2 separate regions of the Homo sapiens genome follow, and region 2 is linked to region 1. A link is a loop called in an ENCODE intact Hi-C map of the cell type or tissue named here. Cell type or tissue: PC-3. All regions are shown on one strand. Links, peaks and the distances in the headings refer to the core of each region. The heading gives the core; the rest is flanking DNA.

Evidence for each region. Peaks named below come from ENCODE experiments on the same cell type or tissue, not always from the same donor. Only the 100,000 strongest peaks of a DNase experiment are listed, where the experiment ranks them.
Region 2: it touches region 1 in a loop (1.9-fold over the local background); 2 of 110 quality-filtered maps call a loop at or near these places.

What each region holds. Positions count from the first base shown.
Region 1 is chr18:58,936,190-58,951,638 of GRCh38, forward strand. ZNF532 (zinc finger protein 532) reads left to right here. Exons shown (of 10, transcript NM_001375912.1): 5 at 3,256-3,432; 6 at 11,878-12,040. Among named protein-coding and RNA genes, the nearest start is that of ZNF532, 79 kb to the left of the region's middle. In PC-3, for the core only: no CTCF peak of the experiment used is centred there; a DNase peak (open chromatin) is centred at 6,582; H3K27ac peaks cover 715 bases.
Region 2 is chr18:58,878,217-58,893,665 of GRCh38, forward strand. All of the region lies in intron 2 of ZNF532 (zinc finger protein 532), which reads left to right. Among named protein-coding and RNA genes, the nearest start is that of ZNF532, 21 kb to the left of the region's middle. RefSeq lists enhancers at 11,100-11,600, 11,601-12,101, 14,190-15,016. In PC-3, for the core only: no CTCF peak of the experiment used is centred there; a DNase peak (open chromatin) is centred at 9,555; H3K4me3 peaks cover 829 bases; H3K27ac peaks cover 1,747 bases.

The DNA.
Region 1 (15,449 bases), core at 3,393-11,392:
CATTGTCTGCCTCCAGCTCCACTGGGATGTTACTGAGCAAAACAGGATAATCAAAGGTGCCCCAGATCTGCAAAGTCCATGCAGAATAATACTTTCGTTCTTGCCATCACGTTTTGAAACTATTATTAATGGATTATGTGTTTAATAATAGAAAGCAGCTCTGCAGCACTTCCCAAGTGCTCTTCTTTGCACTAATGTCAAATTTTTCTCAAATGTTTAGTTTTTCTAATAGAATGAAAGTTGATATGATTAAAGGAAATATGACTTCTTCAATTTTAGCTATTGCTGATATCTTTCCTAAATTAAAACAGAAGCTCCACATGCAGGCTGAAAGTAATCAACTCACTTGGGAAAAGACCATCCTTGCTCTTCTGTTCTTTTGCCCTACTCACAGAGTTGTTCAAATTCGGTATTTCAAATTGTAGATTTCAAGTTGTTAACCAAAAATTTTGTGTTAAGTGTAGATTTTTTTCTCCCTGGACTTGAGGCTATATGGGGCTGGTAAACAACGATGTGTTGTGAAGTTTAGTTCATGTTGACTGCTCCTTTAGAAGAGAGGAGCAATTTTAAACGTAATTCTTTTCCTCTGCTGCTTCATATGAGGGTCCAGGTTCATGTTTAAGTGGGGCTTAGTAGCCCCGTGGCCTTGTCATGTTTTTTGCTCCCTTTGGCTCTATAGTTACTCATTTTCAATGTGTCTTTTCTTTAGCCAGATGAGTCTAATGTAGCAGCATGGTTCCCACGCCTTACTTTGTCTCGTCTTGGTGCAGTGTGCCTTGCTGTCTCTCCTCTTGCTCATATTACATCTCCCAAATACTGATGGGTCATCCCTGGCTCCTGGTTAACTTGGTAAAAGTTATATATTGATAAAAGTCAAATATTTTTTCTGAATTTTCCTGCCTCTTGATACACTGGACTGTATATCTAGAAAGGGGAATGGTTATAGGATTTTATACTGTAAATATTTTTTTTAATTCAAAAAATAAAGAAACTTTATTGCTATCCAGAATAGGACTTCAGGATATTACGTATTTCTTAGTAGACAGGATTTTTCATAGCATTAAGATACTGCATGAGCCGTTTGAAGTCTGCCTTTCTTTGTCTTATTTACATCCCCCATTGGCCTCTGTTGCCCCCTGAAATGCCTCTTCTTCCTGTAAGCAGATGTTTTATGACTTTTTAAAATACCCTGCTTTCGTTTCTTACATTAAGGAGGGTTTCCCTTGGTCTCCATGGTGTTCTCTGGATTGAGTCATAGCCACTTCCTCTTGCTTCAAAAAATTCCATCTTTATTTTAGATACTTCCTTTTTATTTGCTGTACATTAAACCTTCCTCTCACTCCAAGTGACTTTAGGTAATTATTGCTTTTCTCTGTATTCCTTTTTGTCCTTCCTGGTTCTTTTGCTCTTTAAACACCATCTTTCTATCCTTCATGGGAAAATCTTCTGTTTATAGTTTATGGTGTGGTAGGTCCTTCAGTTTCATTAATTACCCATCTACTTTTGTTTTACATAATCTTCCTCTTTCATGGGAGTTGTAGGCTTCTAGGTTTGGGAAGAGCTAAAAATGATCTATTTTAATTCTTCTCATTTTACAAATGAGTAACTGGCCCAGAGAGGAGCATTAACCTGTTCAAGACAACTCAGTAAGTTAACCCAAAATAGTTTCAATATGCTTAGGTGGCTCTATTGCCTGAAATACCAGTTCAAGTAGATAGGCTAGAGAGGCTGTCCTTTTATTCTCTATTGTTATTTAGTGTTTAAACATAGCTGTTGCTGAACATAATGCCTTCAGTCACTGGAAATGCTAATGCGTTAGTTATGATTTTAACAGAATGCTTGCAAAGCTTAAATAGAATGCATACAATCCAGAACATGCCACTCCTGTGTAACTTCGGAAGCATCTCCATGATTCAGAAGGGAGGTTCTAAGAATAGAAGCATCTTAGATTGTCATAGAAGTCTTTGGACACTGCCCCCCGGAAACCAGGCCCTGTCTGCAGTCTTCCTTCCCTGGGTAGCTCACATCTGGGAGCACATATGTTCAGTTGTATTAGAGGTAAATTTCTGGAGACTTTTGTACCTGCAGAGAGACCACTCTTAAATAGTTTTCAGGTGTGAACAAGGAAGACTTGGTCATCAAGTGGAGGTGTAAGTGTTGCTTAGAGTCTTTGTGTGAAAAAGATGAGATAGAGGAGAAATGTATCTTAGATTTAAAGTTTGTCTTTGTTGGATTATATTTGAGCAGGGAATGAGCTAATTGTGAGATTACTAGAAATTCATAAAGTAAGGAGGTTAGCTAGACAATTTTTTTTAGAGATGCTGAATTTTCAGAGGTTTGTAATTCATGCAATTTCTTAAACAAATGCAAGTGTACTTAAATTTATTTTCTAGGAGACAAAACACCTAGGTGGTTGACCTTCTCTATCCTGTGGACCACCATGAACCCCACATACATTGACCACATCAGTGTGTACCAGGAAACAGTGGGCCGAGGCCTTGGAGCCAGAACTTCTTTGTTCCTCTCTGCCCCTCTGTTCTTGGCATGCAGGTTTAGACACTGAAGATTTCTTCCATTAGAAATGCTATTTGGGTCCTGGAGATGGGTAGGAAACTCAGGGCCCTGGTGCCAGAATCCAGCATATGTAACCTCTCCAAAAACAGTGGTCTGGAGATTTGACATCCATTCTTAAAAATGTTAAAGATGCTCCAAAAATAGACCATTTGAGTTTTATTTTTCTTCTTCATGATCTTTTCTCTTAAACATATAAAAATAGGCTGGGCATGGTGGTTTACACCTATAATCCCAGCATTTTGGGAAGCTGAGGTGGGCGAATCACTTGAGGCTAGGAGTTTGAGACCAGCTTGGCCAACATGGCGAAACCCCATCTCTACTAAAAATACAAAAAGTAATTGGGCATGGTGGTACACACCTGTAATCCCAGCTACTTGGGAGGCTGAGGCACGAGAATTGCTTGAACCTGGGAGGTGGAGGTTGCAATGAGCCGGGATCACACCACTGCACTCCAGCCTGGGCGACAGAGCGAGACGTTGTCTCAAAAAAAAAAAAAAAAAAAAAAAAAAAAACCCATAAACAATTAAGTTGATTTATAATAGGAAAAAAACTAAAATATACTTCCGAAGGGCCATTAAAAACCTAAAAGGGCTATGAAAGTGTGTTCATCTCACCCAGTTTTTGCAGTTACACGTGTGTTATGGTCTTGTGCTAATGACCGTGTGTTTATTTTTCTAACAGATGTGTGCATTGCAATGTTGTGTACTCTGATGTGGCTGCTCTGAAGTCTCACATTCAAGGTTCTCACTGTGAAGTCTTCTACAAGTGTCCTATTTGTCCAATGGCGTTTAAGTCTGCCCCAAGCACACATTCCCACGCCTACACACAGCATCCTGGCATCAAGATAGGAGAACCAAAGTAAGTCATACCGACTTTCAAGTTTTACTCCACTGCTTTATTAGCAATTTAGAAGCAAGGTAGTAGTCGTTCTATTGAATAACATTTACCAAGATCTGAAAAATTATGCAGCTATGCCAATTTTGATGCTTTATGAAATACAGCTCATAGCTCATCCAAATCTTTCTGTTCTTTCCAGGTAAAGACCTTGTCCAAAAACGTTACCTATTATTTATGCTCTTGTCACGAATTTTTGCTCAACAAGTAAATATTTATATTTTTTTCTTAAGATGAATTTTTTTTTTTTTTTGAGACAAGAGTCTCGCTCTGTCGCCCAGGCTAGAGTGCAGTGGTGCGATCTTGGCTCACTGCAACCTCCGTCTCCTGGGTTCAAGCGATTCTCCTGCTTCAGCCTCCTGAGTAGCTGGGACTACAGGTGCATGCCACCACTCCTGGCTAATTTTTTGTATTGTTAATAGAGATGGGGTTTCAAGGTGTTAGCCAGGATGGTGTCGATCTCCTGACCTCGTGATCCACCTGCCTTGGCCTCCCAAAGTGCTAGGATTACAGGCGTGAGCCACGGCACCCAGCCTCTTAAGATGATTTTTGACAACTCCTAGGAAAACTATTTTTTAGAAACCCTGTCATCTTTAAATTTTTCCATAGTTCCTTTTTTATAGGGTACACTTTTGCTTAAAAAGTAATATTTTTAAGATGAAGGCAACTTAAGACACTGGTTACTGAATTTAACTTCATAGCCAGTATAAGTCCCTGATTAGTAAATTTTTTTTTGCCTTAATCTTGCTCTTAATTTGATTGATTTTTGCTTTGTGGAGTCTTTAATAATGAAGCGGTTCTTTAGCAAAAAGGGGCTGCCTGCCTGCAGTAGGGGCAGCTTAACAAAGAGGAGGGAGTGTGGGCACTGGAGCCGGTCGGAATCCTGCCACCCACCGGCTGGGTGACCTGGGACCTGCACTGTCTCAGCGGCCATCTTCTCCCCCATGAAGTGAGGGTCCTGCTTAAGTGAGGATGAGATGAGATGATGTATTTAAAATGTGTAGCACAACAGTGCCTGTGTCTGGAGCATGGAGGGCTCTGTCAGCATTAGTTCCTTCCTGTGTGTCTTCGCTCCCTCCTTGTGCACACAGCACTGGATTAATGCTCCTGGTTGTGCTCCTTTTATTCCTGGATTAGTTATCGCAACATAGAGTTTGATCATTACAAGAAGCTAGATTTGCTGTCCAAATCTGTTGCTGTGTTTTTGCCCATAACTCCATAATTAAGGAAGTATTAGGGGGAAGATACACAGCTATGCCATATTTTACACACACACACACACACACACACACACACACACACTCTTTCTCTCTCTCTCTCTCTCTCTCTCTCTCCTGGCTTTTGTTGAAACATTTAGTTTTGGGGAAATGTGATTGAATACTACAGAAGTGACTGTTTTATCAAAAAAAAAAACATGTTGAAGTTAAATTTTATTTTAGTAGGACCTTCATTCTGATCTTTGTAGGTTGATCCCAAAATGAAACACATTACAAATTAAGGAATCCATACATGTCTTGATGTCTTGACTCTGAAGATGGGGATTAGTGAATTTTAGTGTCTTCAGTTTTCAGGACTGTTAGACTTGTGGGTACTAATGTAGCCTTTCCCCCTGGGATGAATACAGTTTTTATTTGGTTCTTTATTAAAATAAATAAAATTTGATTGTCAGAAATGTGTGTGACATCTGGAACAGTAGTTGTTACCTCAGAATGTAAGGAAGCAAATGATTAAAATAGGCTAAAACAGTTTTCTTCAAATTTGGGTATTGTATAGAAAACAATTATTCCAGTGGTTTCTTTTCTCTCTCTCTCTTTTTTTTTTTTTTTTTTTTATGAGACAGAGTCTCATTCTGATCCAAACTGGAGTGTGATCACACCTCACTGCAGCCTTGACCTCCTGGGCTCAGGTGATCCTCCTGCCTCAGCCTTTCTAGTAGCTGGGACCACAGGTGCACACGCATACCACCACGCCTGGCTGATTTTTAAGTTTTCTGTAAAGATGGGATTTTGCCGTGTTGCCAAGGCTTGTCTTGAATTCTTGGGCTCAAGCAGTCCTCTCAAAGTGCTGGGATTGCAGGTGCGAGCCACTGCACCCAGCCCCAGTATTTTCTTTTCTTTTCTTTTTTCTTCTTTTTTTCTTTTCTCTTTTCTTTGTTTCTTTTCTTTTTTCTTTTCTCTCTTCCCCTCACCTCCCTTCCTCTTTCTTTCTTTTCTTTCTTTCCATCTTTCTTCCTTCCTTTTCCTTCCTTCCTTCCTTCCCTCCTTCCTTCCTTTTCTCTTTTCTTCTTTCCTTTCCTCCCTCCCTCTCTCCCTCCCTCCCTCCTTCCCTCCTTCCCTTCCTTCCTTCCTTCTTTCTTTTCTTTTCTTTTTTTCTACCCCCGCCCCCCCCTCAGTCTCGCTGTGTCGCCCAGGCTGGAGTGCAGTGGCACGATCTCAGCTCACTGCAAGCTCCACCTCCCGAGTTCAAGCCATTCTCCTGCCTCAGCCTCCTGAGTAGCTGGGACTACAGGCGCCCACCACCACGCCTGGCTAATTTTTTGTATTTTTAGTAGAGATGGGGTTTCACCGTGTTAGCCAGGATGGTCTCGAACTCCTGACCTCGTGATCCGCCCACCTTGGCCTCCCAAAGTGCTGGGATTACAGGCGTGAGCCACCGCGCCTGGCCCCTCCCTCCCTCCCTCCCTCCCTCCCTCCCTTCCTTCCTTCCTTCCTTCCTTCCTTCCTTCCTTCCTTCCTTCCTTCCTTCCTTCCTAAGTGCAAGCCTAAAAATAGGTACTGTATTTTAAATTATAAAAATGAAACAAATTTGTAGAAGAAGTGGTTAACAAAACTCCAAAGCCAGTGAAAGATAAGTTAATCGCATGGATTCAGTGTGAGGGCTGGTCTGGCTGCCTGGAGCCCTCACCCGCAGCCTGACTGTGGCAATGACGGCTGCTGCACCAGCTCTGTTGGGCCCAGTAGGCCTGTACTGCAGTGTTCCCGGAGATAACCCTCCCTCACCCCCTTTTCCAATTAAAACTAAGGTAAAAGCTTTCATCCTGTGGCTGTTTGGCCTACATTTGACCCAAAGGTTTCTTTTGGCATTAAATCCATCTCTATTCTGTTTACATAAGTCCAAAATGACTAAATAGTCCCAGCTCAGGCAGTGAAATTCCCCAGCAGTATTTGTTTAACAGGTGGTTATACAAATAACATAAATGTATGCAAATGATTTGCATTACTTTTTTAAATGATCAGTGTTAAAATAACCTCTCACCCGTTTTTCTTAGAGAACATATGGATGTATGAAAAAATACCCAGCATCCCAGTTCAAAAAGCATGGCACACGATTGTTGTTTAATTTACTGCATTTACTCTGTGCTGGGTACTGTTGTAAGCACTTTGTTTCTTGTTTTCCAGTGTGTGGGCAGGCATAGTACCCTGCTGTTTAAAAGGAAACTCTGAGTACCCCTTAATCTTTTCTGGATAATTTGAGATCATTTTGACTGTCCATTACTATATCTTTTTTTTTTTTTTTTTTTGAGATGGAGTCTCGCTCTGTCACCCAGGCTGGAGTGCAGTGGCGCGATCTCTGCTCACTGCAACCTCCGCCTCCCGGGTTCTCGCCATTCTTCTGCCTCAGCCTCCTGAGTACCTGGGACTACAGGCGCCCACCATCACGCCTGGCTAATTTTTTTGTATTTTTAGTAGAGCCGGGGTTTCACCATGTTAGCCAGGATGGTTTTGATTTCCTGACCTCGTGATCCACCCACCTCGGCTTCCCAAAGTGCTGGGATTACAGGCATAAGCCACCGCGCCCAGCCTTTTTTTTTTTTTCCTTTTTTTGAGATGGAGTCTCGCTCTGTTGCCAGGCTGTAGTGCAGTGGCGCAATCTTGGCTCACTGCAACCTCCAACTCCCTGGTTCAAGCGATTCTCCTGCCTCAGCCTCCTGAGTAGCTGGAATTACAGGCACGCGCCACCATGTCCAGCTAATTTTTGTATTTTTAGTAGAGATGAGGTTTCTCCATGTTGGCCAGGAGGGTCTCGATCTCTTTACCTTGTGATCCGCCTGCCTCAGCCTCCCAGATTGCTGGGATTATAGGTGTGAGCCACCATGCCTGGCCTATATCTTATGGTAATGAAGTTTTGTGTCTGCTTCTATTTTTTCCTTGACTGCTGATTAACAGCAGTTTCTTTTGCTGTGCCTTCCTTTTATTTGCAATTTCTAAATGTATGTAAGTGGAGAAATGAGAACTTCAAAATAAGAATTGTATAAGAGACAAGAGTTTTTGAACATGTTCCTGAGAAGTAAAACACGCAAAATTAGAATAGCAGCATGAGAGAGGAGTATGGAGTCAGAGGAAGCTGAATTTGAACTTTAGCCCTAGAATCTGTTTAACACCAAGCAGATTATCTAGTCTGCTAAGTCCTGGTGTCCCATCTGTGAAATGGCAGCAGTGTCATCTACCTCACTGTGGCTGTGGGGATTAGGTGTATGACGCGGAGGGTGGTGCTTTGCCCCTAGTTGGATTCAGTTGATGGTAATGTAGGAGGTTTATGGCAGCAATTTCAAAGCTTGGAGTCTTTTATTTATTTGTTGTGACACCTGTTTGAAGTATTCTGGAGAGTTTGTTGCTGTAAATTTGACCTGAGTATGGGTATTTGGTTTTAGCTTTTTATTCTTTTCTCTTTCTCCTTCCTTTCCCGCTCCCCCTCTCCTCCTCTCTCTCTTCCTTCTTCTCCTTCCCGTACTGGCTTTGTTGTGGTGTAGTCACCCTGCTACTCATCCGATCTTGCATTTAGGATTAGGTCCAGACTTCCAGGTTTGGCTTTCAAAGCCCTGCACAACTCTAAAGCACCCTCTCTGGCCACTCCCACACCCCTGGGAGTCCAGCTACACTGGGGTTCTCACTGTTTCCTAGCACACGGTGCCCAGTAGACCCCTGCCTTTGTGCAGAGTGGTCTCTCCATCTTGAATGCTGCCCCTCCTCTCTGCCTGGTAGCCGGTCTCCCTGGGGATTTTCCATTTTCATTGGAGAGTTTGCTCCATCCTCAGATTCTGCTCCTAAAAGACATGTCTGTGAGGTTTGTCGTATTTGGACTTTAAAAAAAAAATCAGCTGCAGTTTGTAATGGATTTTATCCTACAAAAAAGCTGGAAGAACATGGAGAGAACGCATGCATCTTTGCATCTTTTTCCCCCAGATTCCTCGGTTGTTAGCGTTGCAGTCATTGGTCTGTCTCCCTCCCTGCTTTGTATTTAGGAGGAAAGGGGGACCATGATGTAAATGCTTTGGTGTGTTCTGCTCTCTTCCACAAAAGGAACTTGTGTAAGTAACCTCCGTGCAGCCCCCCAGTCAGGAAGTCATTGTTGATTACAATACCATCCAATTCATTGACTTCATCCAGATTCCTCCCAGTTGTTATGCGTGTCTTTCTCCTCTCTGGTCCGAGATCTTATCTGGGTGTACATTTTGGATTTACTTGTGCTGCCTTATCAGTGTCCTTCCGTCTGAAGCAGTTGCTCAGTGTCCCCTGTTCTCATGTCTTTGGCCGTCCAAAAGGGGACCCAGGCCTCTCCTGTGGCTGACCCTCACTTGGTCTGTCACTGCACTGTCATTGCTGGACTCAGGCATGTGCTCTTGGTGGCAATGCCTGGGCCGTGATGCCATGCTTTTCTCAAAGGATCACTCTGGGGGCAAGGGCGACATCCACCTGTCTTACAAGGTAGTGGTGATGCCACCCTTCATCATCGAGGCGAGGCAGTTTCTCCATTATAAAGTCACCATTTTCCCTTTTATATCTGTTAGTATTTTGTGGGGAGGGATTCTAATATTACACCAACAACCTGCTCAGCCTCCTCAGAATGATAGCTACGTAAATAGATGGTCTCCTGTTTTACACTTCCTGTTGTTAAGACAGCACGTCCAAACAACAGAATCCCTCCCCAAAGGAATGTAGCATGAACAAAATGAGCTGTGGCATAGCTGTGAAATAGTGATTTCTCAAAATGTGAAAATTGAGTTCTCAGCAATTTCTTAGCCTAGCTAGTAAATCTCAGTTCTTTTCTTGAGGCTATCCTTATTTATTTATTTATTTTTTTTTTTTTTTGAGACGGAGTCTCCCTCTGTCACCAGGCTAGAGTGCAGCAGCGTGGTCTCAGCTCACTGTAACCTCTGCCTCCTGGGTTCAAGCGATTCCCCTGCCTCAGCCTGCCAAGTAGCTGGGACTACAGGTGCACGCCACCATGCCCTGCTAATTCTTTTTTGTATTTTAGTAGAGACGGGGTTTGACCATGTTGGCCAGGTTGGTCTCAATCTCCTGACCTTGTGATCCGCCTGCCTCGGCCTCCCAAAATTCTGGGATTACAGATGTGAGCCACTGCGCCCGGCCAAGTCTATCCTTTTTAAAACAATTGTCCTATGCCAATTACAGAAAAAACAGGAAGTAGAGACAAACAAAGCAATAAAAATACATATACTATCATCCAGCAGAGATGCTGACAATCCTATGCCTTCTCTTTCTTTTCTATGCCCTTTAAAAAATGTGATCATACCATACATTCTATCTTGTTATCTTCTGTTTTAATTTGCATGAAAATCTTTCCATGCCATTGGTATAGGTCTGTGACATCATTTTAAAAAATCTTCATATAGTTTTTTTTTTTTTTTTTTTGAGACACAGTCTTGCTCTGTTGCCCAGGCTGGCGTACAGTGGCGTGATCTCAGCTCACTGCAACCTCTGCCTCCTGGGCCCAAGCGATTCTTGTGCCTCAGCCACCTGTAGCTCCCACACCCAGCTAATTTTTTGTATTTTTAGTAGAGATAGGGTTTCGCCCTGTTGCCCAAGCTAGTCTCAAACCCCTGAGCTCAGGCAATCCACCTGCCTCAGCTTCCCAAAGTGCTGGGATTACAGGCATGAGCCACCATGCTGGCCTAGTTTTCTATTTAACCACTTATTTATACTCTTGGACATTTGGGCCGTTCACAACACTAAGCAGTTTCAAACAGGGAGGAAGTGAACATCTTTGTCACACCTGCTACGGTTAATGATGACAAATGATTAGTATACAACATTGTGCTGCATTGTACGGCCCCGAAAACCTTGTCTGCTTCTCAACACCCCCTCCCCCAAGGGTACTTGTGCTCTGCAGTAAAGTAACTAACATCTCAAGACCTTGTAAAAACAGGCCAATCCAGTTAAACTTATAAATCTTACGGGGAAAAAGAGAAAAAAGTTACATCTGTAACTTTGGACAGAGAATTGCACAGTGAGGTTTGAAGCTACATGGGAAGTCCTCTCTCAGGGCCCTGAGAGAGGGAAGGCAGGTGGTTTTAGGAGGCATTCCGTTCTTCAACTTTGCCGTAGGAATGCCAGGTAAAACCTCAACTTCTCTCTTTTCATTTCTGACCCTCACATCCAGTCAGCTTTTCTCTGACCTTTTCCTAAGCGGCTCCTTAGAATTCTTTGTGCCCATTCTCACAGTTCTCCAGAGGAAATACAGATGCCCATAGGCCCTCTCCTATGTGCCAGGGTGACCCAGAGCAGTGACTAAAAAATGGTGACCTGCTGCCATCAGAGCTGTTCTCAAATGACCGAACACACATCCATTGGAGGCAGAGGCCGGCAGCAGGGTAGACGCAGCCCTTTACCCTCTCAAGACATCTCGTGCCCTCGTTTCAGTAGAGAGTGTGGATGGGCAGGAGGGATTATGTTCAGAAGGTTCAGGTCTGCTGAATTCATTTGAGGAGGCTGCTTGTTAGTAACATATTAGTCATGGAAATAGTTTGTAGGAGACAAGTGAATATTTTAAGTCATTTAAAGCGTAAGAAACATTCAAGCATTGTTGAAATAACAGTGGTATCGATTTTATTTTCTGTTTCTTGATTTTACTGTATATTTGTTTACTGGTGTAGGGCTTCCTGTGTTAAGAACAGGTATAGAAATATTGACATTCAAATGTAAAATTGCTACTGACTCTAAATGAAAACTTTGGAGTTGAGTAGGCCTATTTAGTTTATTAATCAGATTAACATTCTTTTCCAAGTTAGGGTATCATCATTGCCTTGTCTGATCTTAAAAAAAAAAATCTTTAAAAAAAAAGGATGCTTTTGCTCTGTGTTAAAGTAACATGAAGACTTTGTACAAACATGTGCCAGTTATAGATTTGTGAATAGTAAAATGGTCATTAATTTAGATTTCTAAGTAAATGTAGCTGAATGCATCTTTACTGAAAATGTTAAGGTTGATCTATGGTTGAGTAATGCCAGTTGTCTTCAAAAGTTTGTTTCAGAGCTAATCGTTGTTCTATTTATTGTGTTTGTGTGTTCTCAATGTGCCTCTGCCTCCCAAGTTCTTCAGCTATAAAGTAGCAGATCCTTTGACTTAAAGAGGCTGACTGACATGATCTCGCTGCACTCTTCTATTTTAGAATAATATATAAGTGTTCCATGTGCGACACTGTGTTCACCCTGCAAACCTTGCTGTATCGCCACTTTGACCAACACATTGAAAACCAGAAGGTGTCTGTTTTCAAGTGTCCAGACTGTTCTCTTTTATATGCACAGAAGCAACTTATGATGGACCATATCAAGGTGTGTGTGCATCTATCCTCTACTTTAAATGAATTGCAGATCCATTCATTGGTCATAAATCAAGGCTGAGCTGCAGGTGACTCTAAAGCATGCCTCACTGTCGAGGGAAGGGATGGATGCTGGTCGTTGTCAGTGAGCAACTTACATGCTGTCATCATGTGTTCACTTGACTGTGGTGCTTTTCATTCAGGAGTCCTGATCTGCCTACTAAAGATTAGTGAAAAGGAACCAATGTCTGCCCTGATTTTAAAAGAGTAAAAAAGTACTAAGTTTTTTGTTTTTTGTTTTTTTTAATATGTGAAAATGATGACTGTGAAGTTTTCCTTTCCTTTCCTTTTTTTTTTTTTTTTCTTTTTGAGACAGAGTCTCCCTCTGTCTCCCAGGCTAGAATGCAGTGGCACGATCTCAGCTCACTGCAACCTCCGCCTCCCAGGTTCAAGTGATTCTCCTGCCTCAGCCTCCCGAGTAGCTGGGATTACAGGCGTGTACCACCACACCCGGCTAATTTTTATATTTTTAGTTTCACCATGTTGGCCAGGCTGATCTTGAACTCCTGACCTCAGGTGATCCGCCTGCCTTGTCCTCCCAAAGTGCTGGGATTATAGGCATGAGCCACCGCGCCTGGCCGAAGTTTTTCTTTTCTTGAGAATTCTGTAAGACTTAGAAACAGACAAGGGCTCTGAGGAATTATGCTAATTCACACAAATATTGGTATATTTAGAAAAATGAAGGTTTTTTCCCTTGAAATTATTTAAGCAGTTAGGTTTGCATTGTAATTAATGCCCCTAAACCTTTTAGTTTCTTTTTTTTTTTTCTGTAAAGATTGCATTGTAAATGGACTGTTAAATATCTAGGATATAGTATGGTACCTGGCACCTGGTGGTGTTCAGTTAATGAAATGAATAAATATCCAGTGTGGACTGTTTTACTCTCCAACCCCCAAAAGGGGCACAGAAATCTATTTATAGCCTTTTAAGCTTACTAAGGCCAGTGCTTAGTTCTAGCTGCTTAACTGTCCACTGTAATATGTTAAGCATTTTTTTTTCCTTGTGTGATTAGGAGATAATATCCATTGGCTTTCAGAGATTAAAATGACTTACTTTTTAAACAGAGAAACAAGAGACCCCATATTATCAGGAACTCAATCTCTTTCTTTTAGTTTTGCTCTTTTAAAAATACATTATACAGGCTGGGCACGGTGGCTTACACCTGTAATCCCAGCACTTTGGGAGGCCAAGGTAGGCGGATCACTTGAGACCAACATGGTGAAACCCCGTCTCTACTAAAAATACAAAAATCAGCTGGGCGTGGTGGTACATGCCTGTAATCCTAGCTACTTGGGAGGCTGAGGCAGGAGAATCACTTGAACTCAGGAGGCAGAGATCTCAGTGAGCTGAGATTGTGCCACTGCACTCCAGCCTGGGCGACAGAGCAAGACTCCGTCTCAGAAACAAACAAACAAAAAGTTACACAAAAAAGGTCAGTTTAAAGCGCAAAGTCCCTGAATTATTCTAGTCTCATGTCAGCTAAGTGCCTGGATTATGAATCCTTGACATTTCCTGTATTAAACATGTGTGAGTTCATATAGAGTAATTGCTTAATGCAAATGAACATCTTGGAGATTCTCTCCTTCCAGGCAAGGTAAAGATAGTGGTGGTGATGGCATTACTTGGGTGAATAAAAGCATGGGAGATGCATTTCATCATTCTCATTTGAAGTACAGTAAAACCCTCTTAAGATACTTTAACTATTTTAGCTAAAATTACATAATTATTTTGACAATAAATATCTATTTAATGAAACACCAGGAAGAATTTAAAACTGCTAATAAAAATTTAGGGATGTTGGAATTAAACCAAAATATTTTAACATACTACATGTGTGCCAACAACAAAGAAAAGAACAGTTGCTTCTTAAGAGGCTTTTAAGGTATTTGGTTTCTAGAACTCATCTTTGCATCTGGAAGTCGGGTCATCGACTTTGTGGTTAGGGTCTTCCTTGTGTTAATAGTGAATTTGGAGGAATACAAGGTTCCAAGAAATAGAAACTGAAGAGGGGTGGTAAAATCCTGTGGCCACAAGGAGGAAAGAATTGTTATTCATCTTAACCTATGCAAGACTACATGATACGAAAACAGTGGGAATAATCACTTATGTTCTCATTTCATGTATGTTCTATGCGTTTAAAAATATTATCCTGCATTTATATGTTTGGGGTTGGGTAAGCATAGTTTTAGGGGCATACTGTTTTTTTTTTAATTTTTAAGATAATCTATTTAGCTCTTGTTATTTATTTACATTGCCTGTGCTATGCAGTTTTTCATGAGGAAGGAAGAGGAAGTGGAACAGGCACAAGTTTTCTCCACATACATATTCACTTAAAGATGGGCTCTTATTTGCCCAGTTTAATCCAATTTGTGTCATTTTCTTCTCCTACCAAAATATAAACTTGTAGGACCTCCATGTTGACATTTATATTTAAACTTTTGAGTTACAGACACTCATTCAAATTAATTATTGTTATAGGAGCTAAGGAAAAATCAATTTGAAAAGAAATAAGTTGTTTCTTTATTTAAAAATGACAGTATGAATGAATGAATGAGGCATGTCTTGCCATGTTGCCCAGGCTGAACCTCTGGTCTCAAGTGGTTTTCTCACCTTGACCTTCCAGAGCGCTGAAATTATAGGTGTGAGCCACCATTCCCAGCTGACATTTGCTTTTCAGAGTCTTTTTTTTTTTTCTTTTGAGATAAGGTCTCACTCTGTTGCCCCGGTTGGAGTACAGTGGCATATCAGGGCTCAAGGCAGCCTCCATGTCCTGGGCTCAGGTGATCCTCCAACCTCAGCCCCCCGAATAGCTGAGACTACAGGCATGCGCCACCACGCCTGGCCGATTTTTGTATTTTGTATTTTTTGTAGAGACAGGGTTTCACTAGTTGTCCAGGTTGGTCTTGAACTCCTGGGCTCAAGTGATTCTCCTGCCTTGGCCTTCTGAAGTGCTGGGATTTACAGGCCTGAGCCACTGCACCTGGACTTAGTAGTCTTAATTTTACTTGCAGTGTAACTTGTTGCTTCTTTTCTGTAATTTCTGTAGCACTTTAAGGTTATCTTACAGAAGAATATTTTAATATTTTATCCTTTCTTCAGCTTATCAGTTAGTAAAAATGCATTTGCCTAGAAACTTATGAAAAGTTGCTAGAGGGTTTTAGGTTTTGTTTTCTTTAGGTTTTAAATAGTTAAAAATGGAAAAACTTAGCTTCTCTTTTGACAAAGAGCAATGAAACACAGAAGCCTTCTGCCCTGAGTGGTGGGCATGAAGCAAGGCATAGTTTTTGGCTATCAAGAAATCATGTCTTGCTCCAGATTTTCTCTTTGCAAAGAACATGGTTAGACAATCACCTCAGCCCTCG
Region 2 (15,449 bases), core at 4,925-12,924, 56 kb before region 1:
TGCACTCCAGCCTGGGCGACAGAGCAAGACTCCATCTCAAAAAACAAAAAAAACAAAACGAAAAAAAACCACTGGGCAGGTAGACCTTCAGAGGACATCAGAAGGCCAAAGATGATGGGCACAAGTCCGGTGAAATAGGCAAGGACGGGAACACATACAGATGCAGGACAGATGGCCATGCACAAGTGCATGATGGCAGGAGTCGGCAGTCCGAAAGATCTGTGATCTGTGGTGCTGATAGGAGAGGCCCCCCTGAAGGACTACCATGGAATGAATGAGTGAGTTGGTGAATGAATGAAGACCATATGAGCTACCAGTTCCAGTGATCACTGGATAACTGCAGCCTGAAGTGGAGCCAACTTCACCCAGCCTTCACGTGGAGTGGTGACTAAGGGCCCCCGTGGCCCAGGTGGCTGAGGTGAGGGGTGTGCATTGGGAGAGGCAGTAGCTCCTTGCCTGGCAAAGTTCATACGAGAAGGCTCTGAAAGACTAGATTGTTTAGAGTTTGCATGATTTGTAGGACATGATCAAGCTATGCAGTAAGAAAGGCAGCTCATTCTGAGGCCCAGGGTTAGCAGCTGTCAGGAGGACCTGACATCAAGAACTCAAGCGTCATCTTGCACTAAGCTTACTCCGCATTCTTTTGAGGACCACATGCCCTTGGTTGTCTCTTTTGCTTCCCCCTTAGTAGAACTTCTTTCCTATACACATGGGCAAACAATGCTGTTCCACAGCTCCTGTGTCTCCATGTCCTCATTTTAAATACTAGTGGACATCACCTGTAGTCCTCTGTCCTACTTGCAGTTCTCAAGGCCAAAAATCTCACTGGGCCTGGTCTAATCAGCTGTGGAGGGCAGGTTGTTCTTGTTCTTAGCCCTAAATAGGTGACAGTAGCCTTTAGTGAAGGTGGCCAGTGGGGTTGTGAGGCACGCCCGGCGGGGCCTGCTACAGTAGGAGCCATAGAGGCAAATCTGATACATTAGCGTCTCTTGTGTCTGGCCAAGGCGTTCCTCATTGTAAAATGCGATGCTTTCTAGAGAATGTCATTGTGAGAAAAAAATCTTTGTTCAGACATTGGCAAAACAATTAATTAAATGAGTAGAGTCAATGAGAAGTGAGCTATGCATGTTTATTGGGTAAGTGTAAAAGCTGGCGGCAAAAAGACAATGCAAGTGGCGACTGCCTTTTTCATTTTTTTTGAGAGGGAGTCTCGCTCTGTTGCCCAGGCTGGAGTGCAGTGGCACAGTCTCGGCTCGCTGCAGCCTCCGCCTCCCGGATTCTCTTGCCTCAGCCTCCCAAGTAGCTGAGATTACAGGTGCTTGCCACCACGCCCGGCTAATATTTTTGTATTTTTAGTAGAGACAGGGTTTCATCATGTTGGCTGGGCTGGTCTCGAACTCCTGACATTGTGAGCCACCTGCCCCAGCCTCCCAAAGCGCTGGGATTACAGGAGTGAGCCACCATGCCCGGCTGTTGGCAGCTGCCTTTTTCTATAGCATGTACTCTTGTTCATACATTAAAAACAACACTGTTGGCCAACGATTGTTTTTTTCAGTGGTAGGGGTGGATTTTCCTTCGTTCATTCCGTCTTTCGTCTGTTCTCCTTACAGCCTTGAGCACAGAGTTGTTACTTGACTGTACTGTTTTGGGGGTGTAGTTTGTAGCTTTGCCTTAATTCATTATTGTGAGAAAGGAACTTACCTGTAAGTAAATTGGATTTGTGTCCTTAACTTTTAACACTGTTTTCTGACATGCTTACGTGGATTCTAGGGGCAAGGACAGGATGAATACAAAAAAGGGAAGGATTGGATCCAAATAGAGGTTCTGAAAAAGATGTTTTGGTGGAAGTGTGAAAAAAGAGAGGGATGGAGTTGGACAAAAAAGAAAGGTGATCCAGAGAGGGAATGGTGGGAACACTTACCAGGAGAAGAAAGTGTGCAGAGGCCGCTGAGCATAGCTGTCTGGCTCGATAGACACTTGTTTGTTAAGAAATGATGAAAAGCAAGAGTTGCAGTGAAGATGAGCTAACGGGTGACTTGGTCACCTTGGTAGAATGCAGCTAGGGAAACTCTGTTTATTTGGAGCCATTTTGAGATCTAAGTCGTTAGGCCTCAGAGCAGTGCCGAAAAGTGGGTCATCTTATTATCCCACTTTATTCCTGAGGAACTTGAGGCTCAGAGAGGTTAATGGATATGCCAAGGCTAAGTTGGAGTTGGCATTTGTACCCGGATCTTTCTCACCCTGAAGTCTGTAACCTTTACCGTTCTTTAATACAATTGCCAGAGTGGATGAGCTCTTTTGAGTGTGGAAAGTGAATCTTTTTTCTGTTTTCTCTTTACTCAGAAATTGCAAAAACAGTATGTCTAGCTTGCAGTATTAGCTCCATAAATGCATAGCAAATGCTTGTTGTCTGAATAATTGTTGGACTGAGACACTGAAGGTAGGAAATTTGGCCAAATGACTGGTGGAATTGTTCAAACCTAAAGTTCAGGGTCTTTTATAGGTACATAGATGTATATTTGAGCCCTCTCATAGGCGCGCGCGCACGCGCGCGCGTCTGTGTGTGTGTGTGTATGTTTGGGGCCCCTCAGAGGTATATATCTGGCAAAATGCAAGTCTGGTTTATCTGGCCAATGTTAATTTTGGAAAAGATTAAGCACATAGTTTAGCACTTGATGTAATACTGTGATTAGGCTTTACTGCTTTTGATTTAGATGGCTCAGAATTTTAAAAAAATTCTCTTCTAATCTTGAATGTTAGGATATTACTGACTTCACTTGAAGTTTCAAATTGAGCTATAACATATTTGGTTACACAGTGGTCTAATTTCAGGTCACTGAAGATAGGAAGAATCTGTTCTGCATCTGTTTTGCTTCTTTTTTCTTTTTTTCTTTTTTTTTTTTGAGACAGAGTCTCGCTCTGTCGCCCGGGCTGGAGTGCAGTGGCGTGATCTCGGTTCACTGCAGCCTCTGCCTCCTTCAAGTGATTCACTGCAACCTCTGCCTCCTGGGTTCAAGTGATTCTCCTGCCTCAGCCTTCCAAGTAGCTGGGATTACAGGGGCCTGCCACCAAGCCCAGCTAATTTTTTGTATTTTTAGTAGAGACGACGGGGTTTCACCATGTTGGCCAGGCTGGTCTTGAACTCCTGACCTCAGCTGATCCTGCCTCGGCCTCCCAAAGTGCTGGGATTACACGCATGAGCCACTGCACCCAGCCTGTTTTACTTCTTAAAAGACCTTGCTGGGTTGTGTGTCTGCAAGGGGCACGCAAGTTGAGGATGCTGTTTATCATATTGCATGTGGTTGTTGTAAGTTTTGAGGACATCTGTCTTGTTATCACCTATGGAAGTTAAGTCACTTGGTTAGAATTTTGTAACTTCTAAAAGGCAGAGCTCACCTCAGTTTGTCTTATAGAAAGCCCATGCTTTAAATCACCTACAGTGTCCTGTGGTTTATAGGTGTCATTTTTATAGCTAATTGGTGTCAGGCTCAGATATCTTTGACGTTCAAAGCCACTGCTAGGTCAACCAGTATTTCTCCTATTGTCAAGAGCCATGAGGCATTTCTTGCTTCAGGAGACTGATGTGGCTGTAGCTACTCAATGTCCATAAACATTAAGAGATCTTGTGCTGCTTTTATTCATTGTTTTTCCTTTACAGTATCTATGTGTGCCTACTTGTGTGCATTTTACAATACAAATAGCTTCTTTTTGGAAATACTTCCAGAACCATCAAACAAGGTTTTTTATTTTTTATTTTTTGAGACAGGGTCTTGCTCCGTCTCTTAGGCTGGGGTACAGTGGTGCAATCTCAGCTTACTGCAACCTCTGCCTCCCGGGCTCAGGTGATCCTCCCACCTCAGCCTCCTGCGTAGCTTGGGACTATTAGGTGCACGCTGCCATGTGTGGCTGATTTTTCAGTTTTTAGTAGAGACGGGGTTTCACAATGTTGCCCAAGCTGGGAACATAGTTTTTATAATCATTTCTATGGCATGAAACTTTAGGTGGAGTCTCTTTAGAAATACTTCATTCTTGCTCTCCCTCCATATTTGGAGATTTGTTAACTTGTTCTTTCCTTAAGTCATCTTGGGTTGATGCAGAGGTGTGTCTGGAGAGGAAGTACTGCCAAGAAAAGCATGGAGTTAGAGTTGTCAGGAAAATGGGCTGGAAGCACCTCCCTCACATGATAACTATAGGATGCATGCCTGTTTCCTAAAACCAGTTCCTAAAGAGAATATATTTTTAAGAGGCAGGGTCTTGCTCTGTTGCCTAGGCTGGAGTGCAGTGATCTGATCTCCGCTCATGGCAGCCTTGAACCTGTAGGCTCAAGCAATCCTCCTGTCTCAACCTCCCAAGTAGCTGAGACTGCAGGTGTGCAACACCATTCCTGGCTAATTATTATTTTTATTTTTTGTAGAGATGGGGTCTTGCTTTGTTGCTTGGGCTGGTCTCAAACTCCTGGCCTCAAGTGATCCTCCCATCTTGACCTCTTAAAGTGTTGTGATTAGAGGTGTGAGACACCATCCCCAGTCTCCAAAGAGAATAATTTCTTAAACCCAGCTTTACGTTTGTCCCAGAGATATCTCATCCTGAAAGATTCCAGCATCAGATAAGCTTGGGTAATGCTAAAGCCCTGGATTCCCACTTTGAAGATTCACATTGGAGGTTCATGTTAGCTCTGGAAAGTTCTGAGAAGCCTTGAGAAAAGAAATCAGGCTGTGTGTGTGTGTATTTAATCTAACATTTCTCAAATTCCTAGACTGTAGAACCCCTTCTTCCCCTTTCTTGGGTGGAAAGTTTAGTAACAGGAGGAACATTCCTGGGTAAATATTCTTCCAAGCTGTTGGTGTCTTTGATGAAATTAATGAAAACTGAGAGAGGGCCTTGTGAGGAAGACTCAGAGGGTTTCATCCATCCTCTTCTCAATATAACATAATGATTGATATACTGATGTAATTAATTCTCTTTCTCTGTGTTTTTTTCCTGTTTTCTGTTTACTCCAGGAAGAGAACTTTTAAATGAATTGATTTTTAAAGTCAATGATGGTGGGCATTCTGTGAGTGATCACTGTGGGGGATACTTTCAGACATATTTTTTAGATAAAAGGACTGTGTTTCAGAATTCCAAAAGTGTTTTAAGTGAATTTGGTATCTAGTGAGAATTGTTTCATGATTAGCCAGTGGCATCATTTTGGAGGATGAGAACAGCTGTGATACCTGTGCAGGGAGCCTATTTGTCCACTCCCTCAATTAATGGGAGAGGGCCAGGGTCAGGGTCGGCTGGAACAGAGAATTGCTACTGTCTGTATACTAGGACATGGCTCTGGCATGGATGACCTAAGCAAGCAGGTTTATTATGATTCCAGTAGGATTAAGTATTGGTGGGAGGAGGATAGGGTGATATAGGGAAGGCATCCCTGCTCACATAAAGCAGAGTTTTTTAACCTCAGCACCGTTAGCATTTGGGGCTGGATAATTCTTGGTTGTGGGGAGGGCTGTCCTGTGCGTCTTAGGATGTTTAGCAGCATCCTTGACCTCTACCCACTATATGCCAATAGCATGCCTCCTCCCCCAAGTTAGAACAACCAAAATGTCTCTGGACATTGCTAAATATAATTGGTGATAGGTCATCCCAGTGGAGAGCCACTGACTTGAAGCCTTGTAGTAAGAACAATACTTCAAAACTTCAGGGGATGAAAATTGCAAAAGAAAGACCTCTGTTGAGGGAAGCAAGCCAGTCAGCCTCGTGGACCTGTGAAATCCCCAGAGAAGTAGGTTACCTTCAGCTACTAGTTTTCTCTTCCATGTTTTCTAATGCTGGAAGTCTCAAAAAGTGTTTGCAAATATTAATATTTTAAATTTAGTGCTTAAAATTTAAAAACTTGGCCGGGCACAGTGGCTTACGCCTGTAATCCCAGCACTTTGGGAGGCCAAGGCAGGCAGATCACCTGAGGTCAGGAGTTCAAGACCAGCCTGGCCAATATGGTGAAACCCTGTCTCTACTAAAAAATACAAAAATTAGCTGGGTGCGCTGGGCGCGCTCCTGTAATCCCAGCTACTTGGAGGGCTGAGGCAGGAGAAGCGCTTGAACCTGGAAGGTGGAGGTTGCAGTGAGCCAAGATTGTACCACTGTACTCTAGCCTGGGTGACAAAGTGAGACTCCGTCTCAAAATTTTTTTTAATTGACAAAGTAAATGAGAAGAAGCAGCGACTATTGCTGATAGTTCGGAGCATTTCAGGGACAAAAGCTTCTGTGCAGGATTTAGGACCTAACGCACAAAAATGTGGAAGGCTTATTCAGGTGACAAAGGAAAATTGCTTTGAAGTTATTCTTTTTCTATACTCAAAACATCACTTCTAATGTAGGAAATCAATATTTTGAAGCTACAGTTTTTAGAGATGCTACTAAAAAGCATGGTACTTACAAAATGCCAAAGGAATGCTTCTAAAGTTGGTATGAGTTTTCCTCCCAAACCAGGAATCCCTTGTTACTAGTATTCACACAGATAAGTAACTTCTTAGTTTTGAAATATTAAAATTCATCAAACATGCTTCATTAAGGGAAAAAAAGGCAGTTTGTATCTAAACAGTAAAGAAATTTATAAATTTTTTCTTGTTTTCTCATTGTGAAGCTATTTGAATAACCCGTTTCAAGCAAAAGTTATCATGGATTTTCCTGAGGTTTATTAAAAGTGACAGGTTTAGCCTAGACCGTTTCAGTATTTCTATAAACTCACTGATGAATCAGTAAGCTACCAGTACAAGGGTTTTTTTTTTTTTTTCTTTTTTTTTTGAGATGGAGTTTCACTCTTGTTACCTAGGTTAGAGTTCAGTGGCATGATCACGGCTCACCGCAGCCTCCGCCTCCTGGGTTCAAGCGATTCTCTTGCCTCAGCCTTCCGAGTAGCTGGGATTGCAGGCATGTGCCACCACGCCTGGCTAATTTTTATATTTTTAGTAGAGACGGAGTTTCTGCATGTTGGTCAGGCTGGTCTCGAACTCCCGACCTCAGGTGATCTGCCCGCTTCAGCCTCCCAAAGTGCTGGAATTACAGGCATGAGCCACAGCGCTCAGCTGGGTGTTTTTTTGTTTTTGTTTTTTTTAGTTAAAAGAACGTATAGCCAGTGGAAAACAGAGCTTGTACAAAAGTACCTTTGACAGAATTGCCAGGATTGATGATTGTAGGAAATTTATTATTATCTTCATTTACAGATATACATTATGACCTTCAAAGTTTGTAGGAAATTTAAATTTCCACCTCCTGCCTTTTGTGCACATAATGAGATTTTGAAAATGCAAACCTACACTTATGTGGATGAATTTTGAAAAAATTCTTTTTAGTGTTAGAAGAATACAGTTGGACTGGGCATGGTGGCTCATGCCTGTAATCCCAGCATTTTGGGAGGCCGAGGAGGGTGAATTACTTGAGGTCAGTAGATTGAGAGCAGCCTGGCCAACATGGTGAAACTCCGTTTCTACAAAAACACAAAAATTAGCTGGGTGTGGTGGCAGGCACCTGTAATCCCAGCTACTCAGGAGGCTGAGGCAGGAGAATCACTGGAACCCGGGAGGCGGAGGTTGCAGTGAGCCGAAATCGCATCATCGTACTCCAGCCTGGGTCGAGACAATGTCTCAAAAAAAAAAAAAAGTTGGAAGTAGAGAGTAAAAGCTCAAAATTTCCCTCACCCCGTTTCATAGCCTTTTAAAGCTGGGGGTCAGGATCTGTGGTGGCATCCTTCTGAGCCTTTCTATGAATTTTACTTTATTTCTTTATTTTTTTTTGAGACGGAGTCTCGTTCTGTCATCGCAGCTGGTGTGTAGTGGCGCCATCTCAGCTCTCTGCAGCCTCCGCCTCCCAGGTTCAAGCAATTCTCCTGCCTCAGCCTCCTGAGTAGCTGGGACTACAGGTGTGTGCCACCATGCCCAGCTAATTTTTGTATTTTTTTTTAGTAGAGACAGGGTTTCACCACATTGGCCAGGCTGGTCTCGAACTCCTGGCCTCAAGTGATCCTCCTGCCTTGGCCTCCCAAAGTGCTGAGATTACAGGCGTGAGCCACTGCACCTGGTCCTTTCATTCAATTTTATGTATCTAGGAATTTTACGTGTCTATATGCTTAAATATAAAAACGTATGCTTATTTTATTTTAAGGTAGTGTATGTATTGTTTTGTGACCTGATTTTTTTTTTTAACTTAATGTTCAATCTTGATTGTTCCACTTCAGTACTTACAGTGACTCTAACCTCACTTTTAATCAGGGCATGGTACTCCATAAAAAAGGAATGTGCCAAAAACGATGTGAATGCACTTAACACTGTTGAACTGTGCATTTAGATATGGTTACCATGGTAAATTTTATGCTATGTGTATTTTTACCACAATCTGAAAAATAAAGGATGTACCATGATTGTTACATAATCGTTTATGTACCATTGTCATGGATATGTACATGATTTCTAGTGCTTTGCTATGTTACAAATAACTGTGCACCAAACGTTTTTGTACATGTGATCCTCAATTTGGGAGATTTTATTTCTGTGGTTTAAAACATTGCCTCTATGCCCTGAGATCAATGACATGTCATCCAGATATAGCACATAGAGGCCTTGCCCATTTTTCTTCAGGAATAACTAGGGGAAGAGTAGGTTTTTTTCTATATGGATTTTTAGAATTTATTGGTTGTGGGTATGCTATTAGAGAGAGACTATCCTGTAGTAATCTCCTTAGTTGGAGATGTTCTTTCATTAGCTTGTAATCTCAGTAGGTTCCTGGGCAAGCCCTGCCCAGAGCTCATTTTCACTTGTCCTTTACCAGATACCTGCAGGGATGGTCAGCTCTGGTAAATTACCTGGTTCCTAAGGCTTTTCTGGCGGTGAAATGAAGAACACCCTGAGGGAACACAGGCAGATGATGGAGTTCTGATAGCTTTGTTAGGTGGCTTATTCCGCAACACAGTTGCGTAGGGGCCCGAGGGGCCCTGGGCAGAACCCAGGCCTTCTGGTCTCCTGCAGTGGTTTGGTATTTAGTAAACTCTTCTGTGTTTGAATTTTTCTGTGCAGAACCACGGTTTTGAAATGCTAACCTGAGGGCAGTCTTGCCCTTTAAATGTACATTTTGTTTTCTGAAGAGAAACATGGGGCAGGTATTTTTGGAGGCTTTATATATTCAGTAAGTAGATATTCCACTGTTCAAGAACCTTCACGCTCACAGCAAGTCAGCACAATTCTGTTTTTGACTTTTGAGCAAGAAAAGGAAAACACTGGTCATGTGAATTGGCTGGAGTTGCTTAATTTGGTTATTGTTCGATGCATATTTATTTCCGGGGTGATGCAGCCCTCTGCCTCTCATGTGTTTGGGGTCAGTTGGGTGGTCTGGTGGGAGAAGAGGGGAAGAAAGAAAATGGGTAGTCTGCTGCATCATTGTGTGACCTGTCATCTTCCACCTGGGCTTAACACAAAACCACAAACCAAAACAGAACCCCCACGCTCACAGGAGGGACCGTCATGCAGGACTAGGCAGTATTGCTGGTTGTGGTTAGTGTCCTCTTCCCAATCCTAGGGCCTATCTGAAGGCTGGAGACCACACCGAGTCGGGGCGAGCTGCGGTCAGTGCCACTTCCTGAGGAAGTGACTGAGGCAGCCGGGCTTTGTGAAAGCTGCTTTATCCCTGCGTCCCCCGGGGCAGAGGGGAGCAGAAATAATATGCCAATGGCTTTTCCTGCGGAATTAAAGGAGCCCTCCCCAAACATCTTTTTATTAGATTAGAGCTTTGCGTTCATAAATTATTTCTAACTACTCTCCTATTCTAGTTCTCAGAAAATGGAAGGAGCAGAACTTCATATCTTTAAGGATTTTCTGGGATTATGCTCTAATCTAAATTATGAAAACTTGATATATTTTAAAGGAATTTACTCAGTTGAATAATAAACCACAATCATCATGAGTATTTTATTTTATATAGGCAGACAGTATAAAACTTTTAGATAGTTCATTAATAAAGGAAAATTGAACATTTTGGAACTTTCATGTGATTTTAGCAAACTGCAAATCAGTCAAATATTAAATCCGTTAACTCCATGTGAAAGTAAAGAATCACTTAGAATGTACAATGTCACGTTTTCTAATTTTATAAATATAAAATCAGATATTTTTCTTGTAAGTTTTCTTTTCAGAAATGAAAATATGGCCGGGTGCAGTGGCTCACGCCTGTAATCCCAACATTTTGGGAGGCCAAGGTGGGTGGATCACCTGAGGTCAGGAGGTCAAGAGCAGCCTGGCCAACATGGTGAAACCCTGTCTCTACAAAAATACAAAAAATTAGCTGGGTGTGGTGACGCACGCCTGTAACCCCAGCTACTTGGGAGGCTGAGGCAGGAGAATCGCTTCAACCTGGGAGGCGGAGGTTGCAGTGAGCCAAGATCACACCATTGCACTCCAGCCTGAGCGACAAGAGCGAAACTCTGTCTCCAAGGAAGGCAAAAAAAAAATTATATATATATATATATATATATATATAAATTATATATATATATTTTATATATATATAAAATTAATATATATAATTTATATATATATAAAATATATATAATTTATATATATAAAAAATTATATATATAAATTATATATATAATTTATATATATATAATTTATATATATATAATATATATTATATATATATATTTTATATATATATATATATATATAATTCATACAGGCTGAGTATCCCTTATCCGTAATGCTTGGGACCAGCATTTAGGTTTTTTTGTTCCAGATTTTGGAATATTTACATTATACTCACCAGTTGAACATCTCAAATCTAAAAATCCAAAATTTGAAAGTTCCAAATGAGCATTTGAGTGTTAATTTGGCACTCAAAAAGTTTAGGATTTTGGAGCATTTCAGATTTAGAATATTCAGTGTACTTCTCCCCCAGACCTCTTACAAATCATGTTTTCTCTTTCCGTGATTTTCTTTCTCTCTCTTTTCCAAGCATTTTAGATATATATGCCTAAGTAGTTAACACATAGAGTTAAAAAGCTCTGAAGTTAGCTAGATAGAGGTGAATAAACCCTCCCTGGGCACTTCCTGTTTCCAGGTAACTGCCACAAATAAAGAGGGATGCTTGTTCCAGGTGTACCTGAAATTTATCAGGTTGTCTTTCTTGAGCCATATAACACATATCCATGTACTTGTACTTTTTCTGTAAAATACAGTTAGTAAGAAAACAGCACTTATATTAACTTGTACTTTCTACTTAAAAGGATATTTTTCCAGAAGTGGAGTGGGTGTTTAAGAAATACAAACTCTTGGCCGGGTGTGGTGGCTCATGCCTGTAATCCCAGCACTTTGGGAGGCTGAGACAGGCGGATCACTTGATGTCAGGAGTTTGAGACCAGCCTGGCCAATATGGTGAAACCCCCTCTCTACTAAAAATACAAAAATTATCCCAGCTACTCGGGAGGCTGAGGCAGAAGACTCTCTTGAACCCAGGGGGTGGAGGTTGCGGTGAGCCGAGGTCACGCCACTGCACTCCAGCCTGGGTGACAGACTGTGATTCCATCTCAAAACAAAAAACAAAAAAACCCCAAAATTTGGCTAGGCGCGGTGGCTCACGCCTGTAATCCCAGCACTTTGGGAGGCCAAGGCAGGATCACCTGAGGTCAGGAGTTTGAGACCAACCTGGCCAACATGGTGAAACCCTGCCTCTACTAAAAATAAAAAATTAGCCAGGTGTGGTGGCATGCACCTGTATAGTCCCAGCTACTCAGGAGGCTGAGGCAGGAGAATCGTTTGAACCCGGGAGGTGGAGGTTGTGGTAAGCCAAGATCGCGCCACTGCACTCCAGCCTAGGAGATGGTGAGACTGTGTTTAAAAAAGAAAAAAAAAAATTAGCTGGGCATGGTGGCACACACTTGTAATCCCAGCTACTTGGGAGGCTGAGGCAGGAGAATCACTTGAACTCAGGAGGTGGGGGTTGCAGTGAGCCGAGATTTTGACACTGCACTCCAGCCTGGGGAGGAAAAATATATATATATATGAGTTATATATATATACACACACATACATATATATATATACACGTATATATATAACTCTTAAGTAAAATTAAGTACCCTGGTTAGTACTTAACTGTTACAACTGGGTTTATCTAAATATTTGCTCTTCTTCTACCCAGAGGGCCATTATTGTGTCTTTGACTCCAGTTTGATCCTTATTCTTTTTTTGATATAAAGGTGGTTCCATCATTATCTCCTTAATGACTTCTGGGTTTCTTTTTTTTAAACCTTAAACTGTACCTGGTATCTCCTTGCCAAAATCCCAATGACCCCGCATTGCTCTGTTACAGGAATTCTTTTCCCTCTGTCCTTGCACTAACTGCCGCCCATTTTTTTTTTTTTTTGAGAAATTTAAAAAGTAAGGAAGGATATGTGAATTACTTATTAAGTACTACCTGTATTCTCACCAGTCACTGTAATATGACTGTATGCCCAGTCTGTTCCCTCTCCCCTTCTTTTTCTCCATCCTGCCCTCTAGCTTCTTCTTCCTCCTCCCCCACTCCACCTCTTCCTCTTCCTCAGACCTCTTTACCTCTTCTTCCCGGTAGGTAAATGGTTCCTCTCCTTCCTTTTTTTTTTTCCTTCTTAAACTATTTTTTTAGATATGGGGCCTCTGTCATCCAGGCTGGGGTGCAGTGATGCTATCATAGCTCACTGCAGCCTTGACCTCCCGGGTTCAAGTGATCCTCCCACCTCAGCCTCCTGAGTAGCAGGAACTACACGCATGCCACCGTATCGGGCTAACTGGGTTCAAGCGATTCTCCTGCCTCAGCCTCCCGAGTAGCTAGGACTACACACGTGCGCCACCATGCCTGGCTAATTTTTTGTAATTTTTAGTAGAGACGGGATTTCACCATGTTAGCCAGGATGGTCTCGATCCCTTGATCTTGTGATCTGCCTGCCTCGGCCTCCCAAAGTGCTGGGATCACAGGCATGAGCCACTGCGCCCGGCCTCTCTCTTTCCTCTTAAAAGGAACCTGGAGGCCTGGCCTGGTGGCTCACGCCTGTAATCCCAGCACTTTCGGAGGCTGAGGTGGGTAGATCACTTGAGGCCAGGAGTTTGAGACAAGCTTGGCCAACATGGCGAAACCCTATCTCTACTAAAAATACAAAAATTAGCTGGGCATCATGGCGCATGCCTGTCATCCCAGCTACTTGGGTGGCTGAGGCATGAGAATCACCTGAACCCAGGAGGCAGAGGTTGCAGTGAGCCGAGATCATGTCACTGCACTCCAGTCTGGGTGACACAGAGAAACTGTCTCAAAAATGAATGAATGAAACCTGGGACGCTTGTACTTACGAACATTTAAAAAAATCAGGTAAAATGGATCATGCTTTGTAAGTGTGATTAAAAAGACTTTTTACTGTTAGTGTTGGTCTGTGTTCTTGCATGTGTTTTAAGCTTTTTACCTAAAATAGGAATTTATTTATAATGAGTTTGACTGAGGATCTCTTAGAAAGTTGGTTAACCTTCTCTGTTCTGACCAGTCCTCGTTTTGTTGTTGAACGTGCCATCCTCTTTCCCACCCTGGTGTGATACTAAGTGCCAGCCTATGCCAGTCTGCCCTCCCTCCTAAAGCTGGATAAACTCCTGGGTTCACATTTACCTTGAGTTGGGGGAAGTAGTTTATTATTTGGAATAGAACATTTCCTTCAGGCCAAGATCCTTTAGGAAAATGAAAGTAAAAGTGCTAAAATACCAGCCCCCACTCACCCATAAGCAAGGCTGGTTTACTGTGAAATCAAGAATATATAGTATCTTGATGGATAGAGTGACAGAAGGTATTCTTGGAGACATTTTAAACATAAAAATTATGATTTAAGCGCATGAGTAAATTATTTTAATGTCTCCATTTCTCTCATCTTTCATTTTATCGTGAGTTAAACATATATCTTCAGGATTTTAAAGCAAAAGAGTGAAACACAACACTGTGTCTCAAAGGGTTTTTTCTTTTTTGTTTAAGAGTTATTTTTGTAAGAATTTATGAAGAAAGGTTGTTCTTGTGGTTACTTGCTTTGGCTTTAAACTCTCTTTGGAGAATATCACAATCTAAATTTAAAGGGTACTCTTGAAAACACTGTTGAATTGACATGGAGTGTCTGATTTGATGGAAGCCCCGTAGACCTGGAACGGTATCTGGGATATGTTACTGAGTGTGAAAATGCCTATATATGTGTATGTATATTTATGCTTATGTATGCATTTAGAAATCTGTATCCCAAATGTTACCAGTTGATCTCTGGTGAGGAGGCCTCCCAGAGGCCTTTGGTTTCTGTTGCTTATACTTCTGGGTGTTAGAGCATTGGCAAAGAGCACGTAATACCCATAATAAATTCCAGGAATGAAAGAGGTACATTTGAACAAAGGGCAGCCTGTCGTCTAAATAAAGCGCTTCACAACGATGCTACTTTGGCATTCAAGTTTGAGCAATTGTGATGCAGAAGCAATGTTCGTGTAGAGATTTTGAATCTAAGAGGTTCTGTTGGCTGAAGGTTCCCCAAGTGGGGGCGTGGCAGAGACAGGAGGGGAACATTACTGCAGTAGAACTCATACAAGAGAATTCAGTTTTCTGCTGCTGGTGGGTGAAATGATGAGATCTGTGACTGCTGTTTCTGTAGTACTCTGCAAAGAAAGTCCCAAGGAATGCTTGTCAATTAACTGAGAGCAAGTCAGTTACTCCAGATTATCAACTCAGCAATTTCTGATTTGTACTTTCTTTTTTTTTTTTTTTTTGAGATGGAGTCTTGCTCTGTCACCCAGGCTGGAGTGCAATGGCGCGATTTCAGCTCACTGCAGCCTCACCCTCCCAGGACCAAGCGATTCTGCCTCAGCCTCCCGAGTAGCTGGGATTACAGGCGTGTGCCACCGCACCCAGCTAATTTTTGCATTTTTAGCAGAGGCGGGGTTTCATGTGTTGGCCAGGCTGGTCTTGAACTCCTGACCTCAGGTGATCTGCCTGCCTCGGCCTGCCAAAGTGCTGGGATTAAGGGCGTTATGTACTTTAAAGAATAAAAAAAGAATAATTAGAAGTGTCTGTGAGTTGATTTAGAAATCAATGAATCTCTTGCTATTATTATGTTAATAGTTTGCTTTAGAAATGAGATAACTAGTTGCCTGGTGCCTGGCGTGGCGGCTCACACCTGTAATCCCAGCACTTTGGGAGGCTGAGATGGGTGGATCGCTTGCCCAGCCTGGGCAACATGGCTGTGGCGAAACCCTGTCACTACAAAATACCAAATATTAGCCGGGTGTGGTGGCTCGTGCCTGTAATCCCAGCTCTTGGGAAGGCTGAGGTGGGGAGGATCGCTTGAGCCTGGGAGGTTGAGACCACAGTGACTCGTTATCATGTCACTGCACTTCAATCTGGGCGACAAAGCAAGACTCTGTCTCAAAAAAAAA